4 separate regions of the Homo sapiens genome follow, and regions 2, 3 and 4 are each linked to region 1. Evidence: chromatin loops called from intact Hi-C (ENCODE). Cell type or tissue: Calu3. All regions are shown on one strand.

Region 1 (5,000 bases):
GTGGGCTTCTGAGGTCCCCTAGGAGATCATTTCCATTCTAGGCAGCCAGAGAAGCATGGGAAGGCTTCATGGATCAAGCGTGAAAGTAGTAGTTATCATTTCTCTTCATATTCCATTGGCTAGAACTTAGAGAAACAAGGGACAGTGGGCAATGTGGACCAGCTGGGTGCTCGTGGAACATGGGTTATGGTGAGCAACCAGCAGCCTCTCCCACGAGCTGTGTGGGGTAGATGTGAATGCACAGACTAAAGGAGCAAGTCTTTCCTACATGAAGAACACCCGGGGGGCTGTATGGACCTTTGGAACTAGTAAGAATGAAAATACTCAGTCAAAGCACCTGGGCTCAGTGGCTCAGAAGGATTTAGTAGGTTAAAATATTCTATAATACTACATTAGTATTCATTCATTGTACATTCTAAATATTCATTTAGTAAGTTAAAATATTCTACATTCTTCTGCTTCCCCTGCCCCATGCCCTGGAGTTATTTGTATGGATAGTTGCAAGGCACACACTGGTTTTAAGCCTCATTTTATTATTTTGCATGTAATGAAACATATAAATTGGTTAAGGACTGTGATAAGTGATACATAGTTCTCATCTCAGCCCCCCTCCCACCTCTGAGTGGTGGCCTTGCCTCACACTTCATTCGGAAAAGGGGAGCCTTCAGAGGGCAGCTTACTCACATCTCCACCACCCTGGCCACCGATCTGCTGAGGCCTGTGTCCAGCACTCATGCTTCCCTCCAGCCCCTCCTACGCCTGTCAGAGGCCAGCCCCTCCTTCCACTCATGTGGAAGATCACATCTTTCTCCTCCTGAATGACTGCCCTCCTGCCTGGATTACCAACCTTGTACCCTGTGTTGAACCACTCCTGCCAACGTCTTAACAAGATCAAGAGCTCTGGGGTGGGGGCGGGGCTCTCCCTGGACCCTCCGGCCTCTGCTTTACTGCTTCCCTGCAGCAAACTTCTCTAAAGAGTCACCTGAGGTTTCCATCCCCTTTTACTCCCCAACTCACTGCAGAATGGCTTCCCCTCTGCCACTGTATCAAAGCTGCTTTTCTTAGGGTCTCTACTGACTCCCATTTGGCCAAATCCAATGGCCACTCTTCTTTTTCCATCCTTCTCAGCTTGTGAGGAGCTGCTCCCTCTTCCTTGGGACAGTCTCCCCTCGCGGCTTCCATGATGCGCCCTAGTCTCCTCTGCCATCTTTTTCGTCCCTGTAGGGTGTCTCAGCATTTGGACTGGGTCCCGTTCCCTTTTCTGTCTGCCCTCTCCCCTTATGTGAGTGCGTGCAGTCCCGTGGCTGTAAAGATTATTTCTATGCTCATGATTCCTGAGTTCTGCATTTATCCCAGACTCTTTCTCTGGCTGCCTAACTGACCTGGATGACTTTCCCACTGGAAGCTCAAACCCGACCAGTGCAAAACCAAGCTCTGTACCACTCCCTTGCCATGAAACAAATAAACCCAACAAAAACCTAGCATAGTCAGTAGTACCACAATCGAGCCAGGTCAGAAATCTGGGAGTTATCCTTCTTTTTCTCCTAGCCGCCTAATCACCAAGCCCTATTTAGAAACAGAGGAATAACATTCAAGTCACTCTTCTTCCCACCACATTGGCTGCCACTGTCCTGGTCCAGGCCGCCATCATCTCTCCAGGCATGGTAGCCACTTCCTGGCAGTCCTGCCATGTCTATCCCTGCTCTCTAACAGCCTGTTCTCCACCCAGCTAGCTTTTAAGAAATATGCCAGTTCCCACTCTTTGCAGTGTCCCTTCACACTATGATAAAATCCCAACTACTTGCCGTGGTTCCATGCAGCTGCACACACAGTGTCCCGCCTGCCTCCCATCCCTCGTGCTGTGTAGCCCTCTGTCTCCTGCACACTCAGCCACCATCGGCCTCTCTTCACTGCCTCCAGCCCACCTTCACATGTGCCATCCTCTCTGCCAGGCACATCCTCCTCCAGCACTTCCTGGACCGAGTCCTTCCTAGTTTTTATGCATCGTGCATTCCTGTATGCATTTATGATCGGATTAGGGCCTCTCATCTCTCTGTAGTGAAGGGACCAGTGATTTGGTTACTGTTTTCTAATACGTTGCAGACCAATAATACACAATAAAAACAGATACTAGATAAAATAAAAAGACAAACACATAATACAAGTCCCATTTTTAACTATCAGATTCAACTGTAGTCAAATTGCATTATTTAAATGCAATTTAGATATTGAAAGTATCTATCAAAATAGAAATTGAAAACACATGGATGTTGTGACAAGGTCAGATTGATTTCTCTATTTATTTGTCATGGATTTGTAGCCAACAGTTGGTGCACCAGTAGGGTGCACCAGTGGTCTATGGACCCCACTGTGAATAGGGCTGTTCTAGATTTCAGTTTAAAAGTCATCTATTTAGGGGACTTTCCTGGACAGCTCATCTAAAGCAGATTCTTGCACACACACCCAGTGCTGTTAGTCTCTCTTCTGTACCTCCTATTGGTCTCCAGTGTGGCACAGAGAATTTGTGATTAGATGTAACGTGAGCAGTTTCTTATCTTGAAATCAGTCTGTTGCTTAGCTGATGAGTAATTTCTTCCACCTCTCTGACCACCCATATTCCCTGCTGAAGGTACTTTGGGCACCTGCCTATGATTGCGGGGACAGAGCAGCTCCCTACCACCCTGTATCAGAAAACAACACCTGAGCCTACACCAAGACTCAAGCAGATTTTAGTCACCAGTTCTCAGTGGTAGAATCCAATCTGTAGCATCAGGGTGGGGTTGGAGACTCAGCAGGGTCCCTGCATTATCTACACTGAGGGACCAAGACCATGAGACATCCCCACGTGACCTGCCCTCTCTTGATAGAGACTGTTCCATCCACAGACTCTCCTTCTTCCTGTTTATTTTGTCTTTTCCATTGCTCCCCAGCTGCACTGGCCCCTTGAAGTCTCACCTCTCACCTTTCCTAGACCCGGGCCCTTTTCCTGGCCTCCTCTTGTGTCTGGAGACTCCTCAGTTTCTCCCACATAGGGTGCACATGGCAGCTGTTCTCTCTGGCCCATCTCCATTGCAGAGGAAGCAAGGTGGGCTGGCCTTTAGTTTTTTAAACCTTCTGACTCCTGGTTGTCTAATCCCCTGCTAGTACCAGCATATGCTTTGGATCTTACTGTGCATAAAAGAACATCTACCTCCTTTTGGTCCAGGTGCCTTCCAAACCCCGGTGGGAGATGTGGTGCCCGAGAGCTCCATCCCAACTCCTGTGTGTGTGAGATTGTGCTATTAATGTTTTTCTCAGCAGCTAGAGGAGAAGGCCTATCCAGCCACATAAATATCTATGCGTTTACTTATTTATCATCTGAGGATGGGACCAAGGTAGTATCAGTGGTTGTCCAAAAAATATTTGTTAAATAAGTGAATTTTAAAATGAGTGAAAGAACATAATTACTATACTTAGGTAACAGAATAAAGAGGCTCTTATTTCAGAAAGTCCAAAATGCAGATTGTCCAAACATAATAGTCTCCCTTATCTATGCTGGAGGAGGTGCCATAGTGCTGATAACGCAAAGCAGGAAGAGACGATGGAGGAATTCTTTCTTTCTTTCCACTTAGTGCATCAGGCTTGCTTTCTAGCTTCATTGTGCTTTGGGCAATAGGATTAGTTGCCCTTCCCTGAGCTCAGACAGTGCCGATGGGGGCCTGGATGTACCTAAAGACAGGCGGGAAGTGGTTTGAGATTTATTTGCCTGTAAGCAAATGAAAATGCTCCAGCCACATGCTGGTAGTGGAGACAGCATGGGCTTCTGCGGCTGACACCCCCAAATCACAAGGTGGCCTTTGCTGCCTGGCCCTGGGGGCCCTCTGAGCCACCCACCCTCAGTGCTGTGAACAGCATTCACCAAAAGGGGCAGGGAGTCACCTGCAGAAAAAAATCAGAGCTGGACAGATGGAAGGGTGACTTCAGTGGGAGAAGGTGGCTCTGAGTCCCCTGCCAGTGCGCAGGGAGGCTGGGTGACTGTGTCCCCAGGAAGCCCCATCTCTCCAAAGGATGGTGTAGTTCATCTCCCAGAAGAAGACAGCCAGGGTCATCCAGGGCAAGGCGGGCAGCCCAGCCCTGCTTCCTTAAACCCGTGGGGCAGATGTGCATCGCAGGCCTCCCTGGAGCGAGGCAGCTTCTGTCTCCCTGAGAAGGTCCTGTGGTGTCTCCATGTGGGAATGGCCACAGAGCTGGCTGATGTGCTCCAGGGAGGAGCCTGGAGCCTGGAGCCACAGGGCTCCCTGTGGCCACTGTCACCCGGCTGCCCATCATGGGGAGCATCTGGCCAGGGGGACACTTTTCCAGCTCACACGCTTAATTGGACCACACCATGGGATGAGGAGAGGATCTGCCTTCAGTCGCATCTCTAATGAGACAGAGAAGCAGCAGGGTAGACACTTTTGCCTAACCTACAAGTGGGACGTGAGGAATTTGGGGACTCAGACAACTGGCAGATGCTTTCTTTTCCCCACACTCTCCAGCGACTTCACCCTGTGGCAGGGCCAGAGTCATGGATCCCCATCCCAGAAAACAAACCAATATTGGTACCTGATGTGAGCCTCCCTTAGCAAGCCACTGGCCCAGGCCCTTAGCTCATACAGCCCTCACAACAGCTCTAGTGAGCGGGTATTATTTTCTTCATCGGACAGATGGGGAAACTGAGTGAGGGGAGTAACTAACATGCCTGTGGTTATTCAGCCAACGAGTAGCAGAGCTGGGCTTCAAACCCTGACTCATCTGCCTCCCAGTCACTATCAGGCATCCTGCCACGTGGACAGGGATGGGCCTGGGCCAGGGATGAAAGTGAGGGACAAGTAGAAATTCCAAGGGGTGATTCCAGGGACATTGGGAGCATGGCAAGGGTGGGGCAGTGGAGGAGTTGGGGTTGTTCCAATGGCTTGGAGATGCTGCTCTTATTTCTTGGACAGGCAGAGGTGTTGTTAAACCCCCACAGCATGCCAGAC
Region 2 (5,000 bases), 70 kb after region 1:
CCTTCACATATAAAAGATTTAGAATGTTGTGGGGCCACCAGGACCCAGAGTGAGAGCACCACAAGGACACCTGTACTAAAACTCACCCCTAAATATCCTGAGCCTGGCCTTTGGACCCTGAGGGGCTACACAGTGGAGGCAGGTGTGGGCAGGGGAGCTGGGATAAAAAGCAGACAGATTGGGCTCTGAAATCTGTCTCACTCTTGTGACCACAGGCAAGTAGCCCCCCTCTCTGAGCTTCTGTTTCCTCACCCATACAATAAAGATAATAATTTCCAGCTAAGAATATTTTAGTGAGGTTTAAAGACCATGCACCTAAACATATAACACCACCAGAATGCATGCTCAGAACTTTTAAAATTATTTATATGGTGACATCAACTTGCCTACTTTGTGATAAGCATCACCTGCAGTGGGTGCCAGACGTGCAGGGAGATGAGCAAAAACAAGGACACAGCCTCTTTCCCTTAAGTAGCACATAGCCATTCCCAAGATCTTTTCAAATACATGATCTTATCCCCAAAGGCACCAAGCCGCTCTAAGTCTGAGCAAGTTTGTCAGCCCCTCCAAGGAGTGGGCAAAGGGGTTGTCCTAGTTCTTTTGAGATGCTGTCACTAACTACCATAAACTGGATGCCTCGTAAACAACAGACACTTACTGCTCACAGTTCTGGAAGCGGGGAAGTCCAAGATCAAGGTGCCAACAGGTTTGGTATCTAGTGAGGGTCCACCTCCTGATTCATCGATGGTGTTTTCTCACTCTGTCCTCCCATGGAGGAAGCAGGGAGGCTGTTTTCTGGGGCCTCTTTTATAAAGGCATGAATCCCATTCATGAGGGCTCCACCCTTATAGCCTAATCACTTCCCAAAGGCCCTACCTCCTAACACCATCACCCTGGGGATTAGGTGTCAACATATTAATTTGGAGAAGAACACAGGTATTTGGCCTATAGCAGGGGTCAGAGGTCAGAGATGATGAGCTATGCCTGAAGCCACGTAACCTGAAAGACAGAGCCAGTCCCCACACCTGCTCTCCCACTCCCATCCCATGCTCTCTGCCACACCCATGGCCATGCCTCTGCAGAACTGGGAGTGTCCTGGTCTTCTGGAGGGGTGGCCATATTAGGACGGAATATGTTTAGTCACCTATGACTAGCATTGTTTAAAAAAGAAATAGAATAGAACATAATAGAATAGAACGCAGCAGAATGAAATAGAACATTTCAGATGCACTGCCCATAAGAAAAGGAAATATTGTTTCATGAAATTTGTTTCACATGTATGTATGTGTTTATGTGCATGTGTACTGCGTATTGATATAAAATGTACTTTTTGATTGGGTCACTGTCTAGAAAAGTTTGAAAAACACTTTATTGTTTTATTGTTTATTCCTATATCCAGAGCTAATATCCTTTTTTCTAACCATCCCAATTATTCTCCATTAGAGAAAAGCATATTTTGTCTCAAATTTTTTTCAGCCTGTTACAATGATATAAAACAAATTCATCCAAACCTATTTTTGTCACAGGGAAACCCCCTTCCAGCTCTGAAAACTCTGGGGCTTCCACATGTCCTACAGGGTAAATCCAAATTTCCACTAGCTTCCAATGTTCCACATTTCCAGCCATACCTTCCGTAACTCCTCAATGCTCATGCTCCTGCCAGGCTTGTCTTCCCAAGGTAACTTCTGTCTGCCTAAGAAGAAGGCGCCCCCTTCAACTCCCCATCTCTATCTCTCAGGCCCTGAGCAAGTTTAACTTGCCTCTGACACTCTTCTGCTTTGCAGGCCATGGTGATTCCAATTTCCTGTGAAAACAGCATTTCTTGTGCAATAAGTGCATGGGGTCCCTTGTCACATGTTGCTGAGTTCCTGCATTAAAAATCACACTCCCTCAGCACAATGCTTTTTGAGATTCGTCTCTGTCTCATACGCATCAGTAGCCTGTTCCTCTTTTCTCAATCTCTAAGTAATACTACATTGTATTCCATGGATAAACAAAAATTTTCTCAGCCATTTGCAATGAGCTTGCCAAACTGCTAAGTCTGGGTGAACAGTCCCCATAAGACTGCCCTCTCCTCAGATGCCAAGTGTGGGGGTCCCCAGGGTTACCCTCACTTCAGATCAGCTGGCTACAAATTCAGAGGTCTCCACAACCACTCTCAGGCTTGACAATTTGCTAGAACAAGTAACAGAACTTGGGAAAGCCCTATACTTAAAATTACAGTTTTATGACAGTGAAAGAATACAAATTAGAAATAGCCAAAGCTTCTACTGCATAGGGCAGAATCTGGGAGAGTTTCAAATATGAAGCTTCCACGCCCCCAAGAACATGTTGCCTTCCCATCATCGATATGTGGCAATGTGCACAGAGTACTGTGGATCTTGGAAGTTCAACCGAGATTTGGTGTCCAGAGCTTTTAATGGGGCTCAATCACACACTGCCCAAGCACCTGGCCTTTAGTCTCCAGCTCCTCCCAGAGGCCAGAGCAAATACTGTGTGTTCCAAAGGCCCATCATAAATCACATCATTAGGCTGTTGCTGGCCAAAGCCCCCAGGCAAACGATGACACTCCTATTGCAGGAGACTTCAGGGGTCTAGAGATCACCTGCCAGTGGCCCAAGACAAAGACCAGACCTCTGTTTGGTTAATTCTGCACTACGCGCCATTCACCTGCCGATGGACATTTGGAGTGTTGCCAGGTTTTGGCTATCAGGAATAAAGCTGATGTTGGTAAATGCAACAACCTAGGTGAATCTCAAAACTATTAGACCAAGTGAAAGAAGTACATACTTATGATCCTATTTATAGAAACTATAGAAAAGTCAAATCTAACCTATGGCGATGGTAGAAGCAACTACAGCTACATAATTTGTAGGGCCCAGTACATTTTATTGTGTGTACCCCTCAATAACTCAATGAAGTAGATTTTTTATTTAAAAAATACCATTTACTGAGCTCTTGCTATAAAACCCCCGTTTGTCAAGGACCCCAAATTTGTAGCCAGCTGATCTGAAGCACTTTACTAAGCACTTTACAATATTAATATATTTGTGCTCAACTGATACTTACAGATGAAGAAATTTAGGCTGAAAGAAGTAACCTGCCCAAGGTTTCATCTGGCAAGGGACAGTATCTGGATTTGAACCCAGGACTGTTAGGCATTGAGAGCAGTGTGCCTAACCACCAAATACCAGTACTCCTGTCCTCTGTTTAACTCCTCCCTAGGTCATGGTCTGGCTTTTCATATATATTTTTCTGGTCTTCCCATCCACTGTAAGTTCCCAATAACAGAGACGTCATCAACAGTTGGGTACGCTGTGGAATACACACAGGAATTTCTTGTCAGACAGTTTTTTCATATGCATATATCTTCATACACAGGGATATAGGTTTTGTTTTTTTAATAAAATTGAGATCTCATTATGTAAACTGTAACATGATTTTTTTTTCATATAATGGTTCATGAGTTCATTTTTCCTCAAATCTTGGTGTTCACTGCATTACTCCTTGGTTGATTTTTCAAAGCAAGAAGGAAGATAAAGTTTTTAGGTTTTTAAAAGTGTCTGTGACATGCTGCTTTGCTATAGATGATAATCCTGCAGTCATACCTGCACAAGATCCTCTTATTACAATTGAGGGTGGTTGTTTCCTGTATATATTGACACTAAAGAAGATCAATAACTTACAGGAAAAAAGTCCTTCTGTCAAGAACATTTGATTCTGTTTTTAGAACAGTTACATTTCTTTAAGGACAGCTCTAAAGTGTAAAACATAAAATGTTTGCAAATATGTATATTATATATACCTTAAATGTGCATCAAGAACATTATATTTAATGACTGCATGTATTCCAAGAAGTAAATGTATCATAATTTATTTAGCCAATTCCCCATTGTTAGATAACTCGCCTTTCCCCATTTCTTTGAAATTATAAACAATGCTGCAATATTGAGACATGTTCGTGAAGTATGAATTTTACTTAAAAGTTTCTGGGGTAAAGAGTTAAGTACTTTAAACGATACGTAATTTTTTTTTAAGTTTTGTTTTTCTTTTATTATTATACTTTAAGTTTTAGGGTACATGTGCACATTGTACAGGTTAGTTACATATGTATACATGTGCCATGCTGGTGCGCTGCACCCACTAACTTGTCATCTAGCATTACGTATATCTCCCAGTGCTATCCCTCCCCACTCCCCCCACCCCACAACGGTCCCCAGAGTGTGATGTTCCCCTTCCTGTGTCCATGTGATCTCATTGTTCAATTCCCACCTATGAGTGAGAATATGAGGTGTTTTGTTTTTTGTTCTTGCGATAGTTTACTGAGAATGATGATTTCCAATTTCATCCATGTCCCTACAAAGGACATGAACTCATCATTTTTTATGGCTGCATAGTATTCCATGGTGTATATGCGCCACATTTTCTTAATCCAGTCTATCATTGTTGGACATTTGGGTTGGTTCCAAGTCTTTGCTATTGTGAATAATGCCGCAATAAACATACGTGTGCATGTGTCTTTATAGCAGCATGATTTATAGTCCTTTGGGTACATACCCAGTAATGGGATGGCTGGGTCAAATGGTATTTCTAGTTCTAGATCCCTGAGGAATCACCACACTGACTTCCACAATGGTTGAACTAGTTTACAGTCCCACCAACAGTGTAAAAGTGTTCCTATTTCTCCACATCCTCTCCAGCACCTGTTGTTTCCTGACTTTTTAATGATTGCCATTCTAACTGGTGTGAGATGATATCTCATTGTGGTTTTGATTTGCATTTCTCTGACGGCAAGTGATGATGAGCATTTTTTCATGTGTTTTTTGGCTGCATAAATGTCTTCTTTTGAGAAGTGTCTGTTCATGTCCTTTGCCCACTTTTTGATGGGGTTGTTTGTTTTTTTCTTGTAAATTTGTTTGAGTTCATTGTAGATTCTGGATATTAGCCCTTTGTCAGATGAGTAGGTTGCGAAAATTTTCTCCCATTTTGTAGGTTGCCTG
Region 3 (5,000 bases), 440 kb before region 1:
TTTTTGTACAAGGAAAAAAACCAACTCAAATTAAGCCAAAAACAAAAGTAAATGCATGATAGGTCTTGGTCCTGCTGCTTGATGACTTAAATCTAAGGTTATGGCAAAACATCTGAAGCTCATTGCCAGGCTGTGATGGTGCAGGACCCTAAACAGAATGCTCACAATGGAGGGGCTCATGACATTAAGCCACAGAGGCACTATGAGAAGCTTGCCACAGGTGACAGCGACAGAGCTGTGAAACTTGCCTGTGGATCTATAATTTGGAAGTGGCCCACAAGATGAACTCCATGGGAAAGAGTTGGGCAGATAGATACATGGCAGGGCTGCTGAGTCCTGTGTGCAGGACACCCAACACGAAAACCTCATCCATTTTGTGCTGTCGCCTCTTTTCTTCCTCCAAAAACCCATATGATGTATATTTCTCTTACCTTTTTTCCCTGCAGTAAACCTAATCCTATAGATGCAAGAAGGCCTGCATATACAGAAGCAATCCCTGCAGTCAGCAATGGAGCCTCTCTTCTCTTAAGTGACAGAGAAACTGAGTCACAAAGTAGTCTAGGAGTAGAATGATGGTTGCTAGAGGATACAAGGAGTGGGAAATGTGGAGTTGGTGCTCAATGGAGATAAAGCTGCAGTCTTGGAAGATGAAAAGATGAAACCTGCGGTTTTGGAGATGGATGGTGTGATGGTTGCATAACAATGCGAATGTACTTAGTGCCACTGCACTGTACACTTAAATGCTAAACCTAGTACATTTTATGTTATATATATTTTATCACGGTAAAAAAAAGTCCAAAGTAAATGCATGCTAAAGATTCTGGAATGTCATTGTAAAACCAAGGTAGAATACGCATGCCTCAGGAATAACCTAAACAGAGACTCAGATAACATTGGGATCCCCTTTTCAAGGTGGGAGGAAAAGTGCCCAAACTTTATTTTTCACAGCTTCAACCATCAGATTCAAGTCCAAAAATCTAGGGAAAAAACTCATTGACCCATGTTGGGTCAGGTACAGTCTCCCATATCAATCAACTATGCACAAAATGTGCCCATGCCACCAGGACTGTGGGGTGTGTGGTGGCCAATTTTGGTAAATACTCCATGTGCATTTGAAAAGAACACGGACTTTGCTGCTGTTTGGTGCAGTATTCTACATATGCTAAGGAGGCTAAGTTTGTTAATTGTGTTATTCAAATCTTCTATATCCTTATTGGTATTTTTGTCTGCTTGTTCTATCCGTTACTAAGAGTATTGTATTAATATCTCATATTAAGATTGCATATTTTCCTTTTTGTCTTGCCAATTTTTATTGTACATATTTCGTGGCTATGTTGTTATAAGTATACAGTTTTACTACATCTTCCCAGTGAATTGATCTTTCATGATTATGAAATGTTTCTCTTTATCGCTAATAATGCTTCTTGCCTCAGGGTGTTCTTTTTCTGATATTATATAGCTATATCATCTTTCTTTTGGTGTTTGCATGCATTTCTTTCTGTACTTTTATTTTTAACTTTTCTATATCTTTATAGTTAAGCTATGTCCCTTTGTTGCTTTTAACTAGGCTGAGAATTTTTTTAATGCAATCATTTAGATTTAATGGAATTACTAATATGTTTGCATCTAAACCTACTTTCTTCTTTTTGCTTTTTGTTTGTCCCATCAAGTCTATGTTTTCCTTCCTCTCCTTTTTTTTTTTCCTTTCTTTTGGATTAACTATTTTTTATTATTTCATTTCACCATTAGACTGGTTTTTACTATCCTTTTGGTGGTTATCCAAAATGTCAATAATGCAGAGGCTAAGAAACCCTGACTAACCTCTTATTTTCTCTAAACTGGCAGTAAAATCTAGAGGTTTGATTGGATTCAGTTTATTTTTTGGGGGGTGGACAGAGGTCTTCACAGATGAACCTATATTGTACACCGTATTATATGAGAAGGCAATAATGTCCCATGCATAGATGCACAGATTGATAAGTGGGCTTAGGTGTTTCAGTCAGATCCATCTATTATAAAGTTCTCCATTCGCCTTTCATCTAATTGTGTTAGCATCCATTGGTGATGGCTACCTAGACTCATTATGTCATTAAGGGTTGCCAGACGGTGACTCCTCTATCACTTGTTCTCCTATTTGCTGCAATTCTTAAGAAGAGCATTGCCTTGCCAACTACTTACAGTCCACACAGGAAAGGTAGGATAAATGCATGATTGATGAAGCAGGAAAAGAGTGTTACTATGCAATATTACACCAAGCACTTGGTTTTAAATTAATCTGAGGCCTGTTGGAGGAAACAGACATCTAGGGGGCAGCAGAGACCACCAGTTGCTGGAGCCATCACTGATACCTTTAACATGAGTTACCTCTGACTGCTGTCGCTGCGCAGTTTAATTTCAGCTGGCTAGAATCCCAGCTGCTCTGAGAGGCCATATTCCCTTGCTGGCTGCAGTGAGGAGCTGGGTTTGTCTCTGGTGCCTCCTGGTCCTTGTTACCTGCTGCTGGAAGGTGAGAGAGTATCTCACCTGGGACTAGCAGAGGAACCCAGCAGTCCTGTGTTGGGGCTAAGGGGGAGATGTGGAGGGGAGAGTGGACTCTGTGACAAGAATGCAGACTCCATCAGTTCAACTCCCTGGGTGCATTCTACATAAAGTGATCGTTTGTCACTTTAAACAGTGTCAATATGGTATCTTGGATAAATGTGTGGGCTTTTAGCTAACACACTTGGGTTCCAATCCTACTCCTGCTACTGAGGAACTGTGGATGAAGCTCAGCTTTCTCACCTGTAGAATGTGGCTGGTGATAGTTGCTATTGCACGGCATTGTTGCAGAAGCAGGAGATGGTGTGTGTAAAGGGGTCAGCCGGGGACCTGATGAGCAGGCGTGTGTGTGCACCTGTGTGCTGTCGGAGCAGGGAGCCCCTCACTATTCCCTGGTGAGGCTCGGCCCAGCTCCCAGGCTGATAGCTGTGTTCAATGCCCAGCAGCCTTTCGCCTCCAGAGAAGTGTAGCTAGACAGGGTGCACAGGAGGGCTGGGCTCCAGGCTCCCATGCCCTCTGTGTCAGATGAGCACAGGAAGACCCAGGGTTAAAGTGACTTCTCCAGGTCACTCAAGAATGTGGCAGAGCAGAGGCTGGAATCTAGATTTGCAGACTCTCAGTCTTGAGCTTGTATTGGCTGCATCTAAGTTACTATTTTCTCTGGATACTCTTACTGCTTCTCGAAATCCTTAGGTTGTCTTGGTTTAAGTTGTAGTCGCAAACATTTTCAGAGACTCACACGTGAAATGAGCCCTCAGTATACATGTGTACTTTAATTCATACAATTATACTCATCACGGGCTTAACTATACTCTGTCTCTTACCAGTCCAAGAGTGTGAAATACAAAGTTTGAATATGACTTATATATTTAGCTAATTATTAATTCATCAAGCATGTATTGAACTCATATTATGTGCCAGGTTCTAAGTCACAGAAAGAAATTTGAGATAGGCTGGGTGCAGTGGCTCATGCCTATAATCCTAGCACTTTGGGAGGCACAAGCGGGTGGATGACCTGAGGTCAGGAGTTTGAGACGAGACTTGCCCACATGGTGAAAACCCATTTCTACTAAAAATACGAAAATTAGCTGAGTGTGGTGGTGTGCACCTGTAATCCCTACCTAGGAGGCTGAGGTAGGAGAATCGCTCAAACCCGGGAGGTGGAGGTTGCAGTGAGCCGAGATTGTGCCATGCCACTGCACTCCAACTTGGGAGATGGAGCGAGACTGCATCTCAAAAAAAAAAAAAAAAAAAAAAAGAAATTTGAGATAAAGGGAATAGAGACATAAGGATGAAAAATACAGTCCCTGCATGCAAGGAATTTCAACTTTAATGGGAGTAGTGGGGAAGATATGGAACGGAGAAGCCAACCTTACAATTCAGTGAGATGCATGGGCTAGCCTTTACCTTGAGAGACATTCTGGAGGAGTGATATTTGAACTTAATCTAGAAAGGTGAGTCATGCCTAAGCAGGGAGAGACCAGAGTGACTGTCCTTGCAGCCAGAAAGAGCATAGAGGTGTGAAAAGGCATTGTGAGTTTGGGGGGTGTTTCCAATGTTAGTTCTGCATGGAGGAGATATGGGCAGACAGGGTTGTGACGGTGACAGGGCTGGGACACCCAGACGCTGAGGGTCACAGTGCTGTACCAAGGAGTTGGGCTATCATCTTTAAGGCAAGGTGAGGAGCATTGAAGTACCTTAAGTGACAGGATCAGACTGTGGAGATTGGAGGGATTTGAGAGATTTGGAAGGCTATTGTTGTGCTGCAGGCTAGAAGGAATAAAGAATTGTACTTAAGTCATGGCTGTGGGGATGGAGAGGAAAGAAATGACTCAAGGGATGGTTACAAGAAAGACTGGACAGGACATGTGTTTAAACAGTGACCATGGGAAGGATCTGCAGCAGTGTTTTGGGACGAACCTTGAGAAATTGCTACCATCTGCCCAAGTTCCCACCTGGCTATTACAGGTTCAGCTTGAGGCATTTCTCTAAAATTCCTTGTAAATTGAAAGTCTAACAAGAACCTATACTAACAAGGACCTGTTAATGTTTTATCCTCCTTTGCCTTTCCTTTGAAAACCCAGTGGAGAACTCAGTGTTCTCTTTGGACTAGTGACTGGGGAGCTGGGGACGGGAGATGAGGCTCTTTCCAAGTGCAGCCTAGACCCTAACTGCAAGGGAGAGTGACTGAGGGGCTGTGGATACCACCTTCCCAGCTGATTTCACTGCCAGGCCTGCTGTGGGAACAGGCTTGTTAGATTTGAGGCTCCCTGGGCAGGATTCTTAACTCGTAAATATCTCCCTCTCTACCTGCTGTGGGGATTTCTTTTTTTACTGTCCATGTTCAAAATTGGATTAATTGTAATCCTTGATTCATAATACTCTCATTATTATTAGTCAACACATGGCTTTCTTTACTTTACTTTTCTTTTCTTTTCTTTTTTTTTTTTTTGAGACAGAGT
Region 4 (5,000 bases), 450 kb after region 1:
ATGTCTGGGTCCGCAGCTGTGGCTTGGGCGGCTGCAGTGGCATCCAAGGAGCTCCTGCCCCAACTCAGAATGGGTGGGGCTCCCACTTCTCCCCAGTTCCTGCTGGCTTCATGGAGTGTGCAGCCCTGGCTGCGCCTCCCTGCTGCAGCTGGCATGATGGCAGCGGTTGCTACAAATGGCCTGCCACTGCCATCAACTGGAAGTCCAAGATCAAAGTGTTGGCAGGTTTGGTTTCTCCTGAGGTCTCTTTCCAGACTTGCAGATGGCTGTCTTCTTTCTCTCTGTGTCCTTACGTCACCTCTCCTCTGTATGTGTGCATCCCTGGTGTATCTCTCTCCTTTTACAAGAGCACCAGTCCTACTGGATTGGTGTCCTACCCTCATGACCTCATTTAACCCCTTTACCTCTTTAAAGGCCCTATCTCCTAATACATTCTAAGGTACTGGCGGGTAGGGTATCAACATATGAATTGGGGATGGGCACAATTCAATCCATAACACTTATTTAGTAATCTTCTGCTTATCATGAGGGAAGGGATCTGGTCTTGTTCATATCTCTACTCCATGTGCCTTAGTCCAATGCATGGTACATAAACATTTCTTAACCCACTTTTTGTTGATTTAGAGGTAGAGTGAAGACTATGGAGGTTGAAGTCAGGTGATGGAGAGATTTAGATGCTAAGAATAGGAGTTTAAATGCTTAGAATAAAGAAAGGGGCTGGGGGTTGTATGGTGAGAAGTACTATTCAAGAGAATTACTCTGTCAGCAATGTAGAGGATTTGTTGGAGGTAAGAGGAAAAGGAAGCAGGAAATTCTATCACTGTGGCCCAGGCCAGGGGCACTGAAGACCTGTTCCAAAGCTTGGATGTGACAATTGATTAGGAATGGAAGCAAAGGAGAGGAAGCAGTTCAAAAAAAAAAAAAAAAAGTTTGGGTTTTTAAACTTTATTTATTTTTAATTGACAAAAATAATTATGTGCATTTATGAGGTACAACATGATGTTTTGATCCATGCACACATTGTAGAAAGGTTAAATCCAGCTAATTAACATATCTAACATATCTATCACTTCATCAATTTATCTTTTTTCTTGTGAGATGTTAAAAATCTATTATTTTAACAGTTTTGAAATACACAATACATTATTATAGATCATTGAAACGTATTCCTTCAGTCTAAACTGAAACCTTGAACCCTTTGATCAACATTCCTTCGCTTCTCCCACCCTTCTCCCCCTCACCAGCCGATGGTAACCACAACCATCTTTCTGCTCACTGTTTCTATGAAATTTACTTTTTTAGATTCCACATATAAGGGAGATCACCCAGTATTTGACTTTCTGTGCCTGGCTTATTTCACTTAGCATAACTGAGATTTTTGAGCTTGATGACTTAAGAGAACAAGTCATGTTTCCATTCAAGTCAAAAGGTGGTGCTCAGGATGAATATGATGAGTTTGAGAAGCAGTTCAGCTACATGGATGCTACCTGAGAGATTTTCAATGTGGGAAACGAAAAGACAAGTTTAGTTCCTATTGCAAAAAAAGTTGAAAATGTGGGTCGGTTGTCCAAGAAAGAGCCGTAAGAGTAAGCTGCATGGTGGTCAAAACTTTGGCTGTTTTATTCACTCTTGTATACTCAGCTCCTAGTCAATGTCTGGCACATATATAATGTTCAATAAATATTTGTTGAATAGATGAAATAGGGATTGAGGAGTGATCTGCATTGCAGGCACTGCAGTGAGAGAGATGGTTGTTAAAATCGAAGGCATGAAAGAGGAAAAAGAGGGGAAGCAAGGAATAAGGCCAATTACTCCTACTTGACTTCAAATTATTTCTCTGCAAATTATGTGAAACACAACAGATAATTCTTATCAAAATCAAATAGAGAAAAATCAATCTCAGTACCTCTGCAAAAAAATACAGGCATTTGGGGGTGGGCAGGGTGTTGATAATGTGTTATCAAATAGCAACACCTAGTGATCAGTTCCGAAAACAACATGGGGATTTTTCAATGAGTTTTTTAGTGAAGTTTTTCATAGAACTCAGACATGCAGAAAAGGAAACTTATCGAAATTGACCAGTTTTGCAGGTGGTAGTAACAATGATAACTAATATTTGTATGACACTTAATAACTTATAAAATGCTCTCTTATACTTTATCTCATTTGATAACAGATGAATATTGTGGTAGAATAAAGGTGAGGTTGATGTAGAGAAGATGGTTGGGGTCTGGGCTACTTGTTATGATTGAATCCAGCACAGTGGCAGGCAGCCAAAGAGGAAGGTTTGATTTCTGAACAGGTTTTACTCCAACAATTTACCATAGAGTGTACGCAGGTCCTCCATCTCTGCCTTTCATTGCAGAAATGGTGGGTTATAAGCAGTGGTAGGCAAGAAAAGGGGGATTTAAAGAAGCATCTCTAAGGAGAGCCATGCAGCTACACACACACACACACACACACACACACACACACACACACGAATACGAACACATACGCATATATATGTGCACACGCACGCACGCGCACACACACACACCCTTTCTCCCTCTACCCACAGGTGAAAACTTAATCCAATTTGTCAGACCCTCTTGTTGATTTCCATTTGAACCTCATCAACCTTTTTAAATTTTCCTACTCTCAGTCCCTGAATCCTGAACTGCAGAGGCTGACTGCTCTGGGACTTGAATGCCAGTTCCAACACTTCCTTACTGCCTGACCTTGAACAAATCACTTAATCTTCTGTGTCTCAGTTTCACCACCTATAAAATGGGAGTAATAACAGAACCTACCTCCTAGGTTTGTTACGAGGTTTAAATGTGTTTGTATCTCAAGCACTTAAAAATTCCTATCTTATAATAAATATTAGCAATTACTTTTCTATCATCATATTCTAACTATTTATTTACATTTGATGCCTTTTTCCCTAAACTTCAGTTTCCTTGAGTATAGAATACTTTTTCCTTTTTTTTTAGAGATGAGGTCTCCCTATGTTGGCCAGGCTGGCCTCTAACTCCTGAGCTCAAATGATCCTCCTGCCTTGGCCTCCCAAAGTGCTAGGATTACAGGCATGAGCCACCATGCCCAGCCTCTTGAGTATAGAATATCGTTCATCTCTGAAACCCTAACACTTAGGTATGGCACATAGTAGGACTAGGTAAGCAGTTAGCTTCAGAGATTTCAGAGGAATAGCAGGATGTCTGAAGAGTTTCCTGGAATATGGTGCTATTTAAAGCAGGTCATATTAGGGGACCCAGGCAGGCTGTCCAGTCTAGAATTCTTAGCTGTCCTTAACTTGTGAATGGGCAGTCTTGGGTAGGCTAAAAAGGCACAGCAACAGAAATTGGAAGGGGATCCACGTACAAGAACTAAGGATAACATGGGCAAGATGACTCAGGATTCAGGAACAGGACAGAAACTTTGATAACAGAATTGGAGCAAATCCAAGGCTGGACTCTCACTGCATCTTTCCTGGATAGATTTAATAGTCTCGTAAGTCTCCCTTTTTCAATTATTTCTCACACTGCCACCAGAGTCAGCATTCTAACACTCTGATTATGCCATTTCCTTGTTCATAAATTAAATGTTCAGTGGCCCACTGTGTCAGCCATTGTCTCATTTTCAAACTCCTCTTCTATACTCAGTTTGGTGCTGCTGGGATCAGGACTTTGCAAACCACTTTTCTGTTTGCCAGCTGGCTCCAAGCTAGACTCTGCCAAGAGAGGTTGGTAGAGGGAGACTGCGAGGCTGGAGAAGAAAGAAGGAATTTTTTTCTGCTTCCTGTCAGTCTCACCCTAGTAATTCTTCTTCACCAGGCAGCAGCAATTAGTTTAGTCCCAGTACCAGCACTTGGTTCCAGTTGGCAGTTTTTCCAACACTTATAGGGGTAGCCTGATCATCGTGCCTCCTTCAAGACACCAGTAGCAGCCAGTCCATCCCCACCATATCCAGAGGTCCAGGTCTCAGCCCCACAGGGCCTTTCCTCTGAGCTCAGAGACACTAACACTCCAAGGTCTGAGCTTTAGCTCTGCAAAGTTCTTCTTCCAAACTTATAAGTGTTTTCGCTTTGTTTAAATATTGGTAAACATGTAACATGAAACTTACCACCTTCACCATTTTTAGTGTGCAGTTCAGTGGTGTTAAGTACACCCACATTATTGTGCAGCCAATACCCAGAACTCATTTCATCTTGCAAAACTGAAACTCTATACCCATCAAGTAATGACTCCCCATTTCCTCTTCCCCCCCATATTAATCCATTTTTGCACTGCTGTAAAGAACTGCTTGAGACTGGGTAATTTATAAAGAAAAGAGGTTTAATTTACCTACAGTTCTGCATGGCGGAGGAGGCTTCAGGAAACTTACAATCGTGGTGGAGGAGGAAGGAGGCACGTCTTACATGGCAGCAGGCGAGAAAAGAGCAGGGGAAACTGCCACTTATAAAACCATCAGATCTTGTGATAACTCACTCACTATCACAAGAACAGCATGGGGGAGACTGCCTTCATAATCCAATCACCTCCCACCAGGTCCCTCCTCCACACGTGGGGATTACAGTTAGAAATGAGATTTGGGTGGGGACACAGAGCCAAACCATATCACTCCCACAGGCCCCTGGCAACCACCATTTCTGTTTTCTGTTTCTATGATTTTGACTACTCTAAGTACCTCACATAAGTTGAGTCATACAATATTTGTCTATTTGTCCCTGGCTTATTTCATTTAGCATAATATCCTCAAGCTTCATCCACCTTATAGCATGTGTCAGAATTTACTCTCTTTTTGGAGTTGAACAATATTTCATTGTAGGTAATTAAAACGTTTATCCATGCATTCATTGATGGACACTTGGGTTACTTCCATCTTTTGGCTCTTGCAAATAGTGCCTCTATGAACATGGGTGACATAGTTTGGCTCTGTGTCCCCACCCAAATCTCATGTTGAATTGAAATTTTCGCTTGTCAGGAGAGGGGCCTGGTGGGAGGTGATTGGATCATGGG

Evidence for each region. A loop is a pair of places that touch in the nucleus more often than their neighbours do. Peaks named below come from ENCODE experiments on the same cell type or tissue, not always from the same donor. Only the 100,000 strongest peaks of a DNase experiment are listed, where the experiment ranks them.
Region 2: a loop joins it to region 1, with 5 times the contacts of the local background. A loop is called at or near these places in 9 of 110 quality-filtered maps.
Region 3: a loop joins it to region 1, with 3 times the contacts of the local background. A loop is called at or near these places in 2 of 110 quality-filtered maps.
Region 4: it touches region 1 in a loop (3-fold over the local background); 5 of 110 quality-filtered maps call a loop at or near these places.

The regions. Positions count from the first base shown.
Region 1 is chr1:223,242,383-223,247,382 of GRCh38, reverse strand. The region is part of intron 5 of SUSD4 (sushi domain containing 4); the gene reads left to right. Among named protein-coding and RNA genes, the nearest start is that of TLR5, 100 kb to the right of the region's middle. RefSeq lists enhancers at 2,573-2,692, 4,063-4,563. In Calu3, no CTCF peak of the experiment used is centred here; a DNase peak (open chromatin) is centred at 2,442.
Region 2 is chr1:223,172,685-223,177,684 of GRCh38, reverse strand. No RefSeq gene overlaps it. Among named protein-coding and RNA genes, the nearest start is that of TLR5, 32 kb to the right of the region's middle. In Calu3, a CTCF peak has its summit at 2,519; a DNase peak (open chromatin) is centred at 2,454.
Region 3 is chr1:223,681,705-223,686,704 of GRCh38, reverse strand. All of the region lies in intron 2 of LOC105373281 (a long non-coding RNA gene), which reads left to right. Among named protein-coding and RNA genes, the nearest start is that of CAPN8, 19 kb to the right of the region's middle. In Calu3, CTCF peaks have their summits at 2,110 and 2,313; a DNase peak (open chromatin) is centred at 2,324.
Region 4 is chr1:222,789,917-222,794,916 of GRCh38, reverse strand. No RefSeq gene overlaps it. Among named protein-coding and RNA genes, the nearest start is that of DISP1, 23 kb to the left of the region's middle. In Calu3, CTCF peaks have their summits at 1,784 and 1,984 (motif pointing left); no DNase peak of the experiment used is centred here.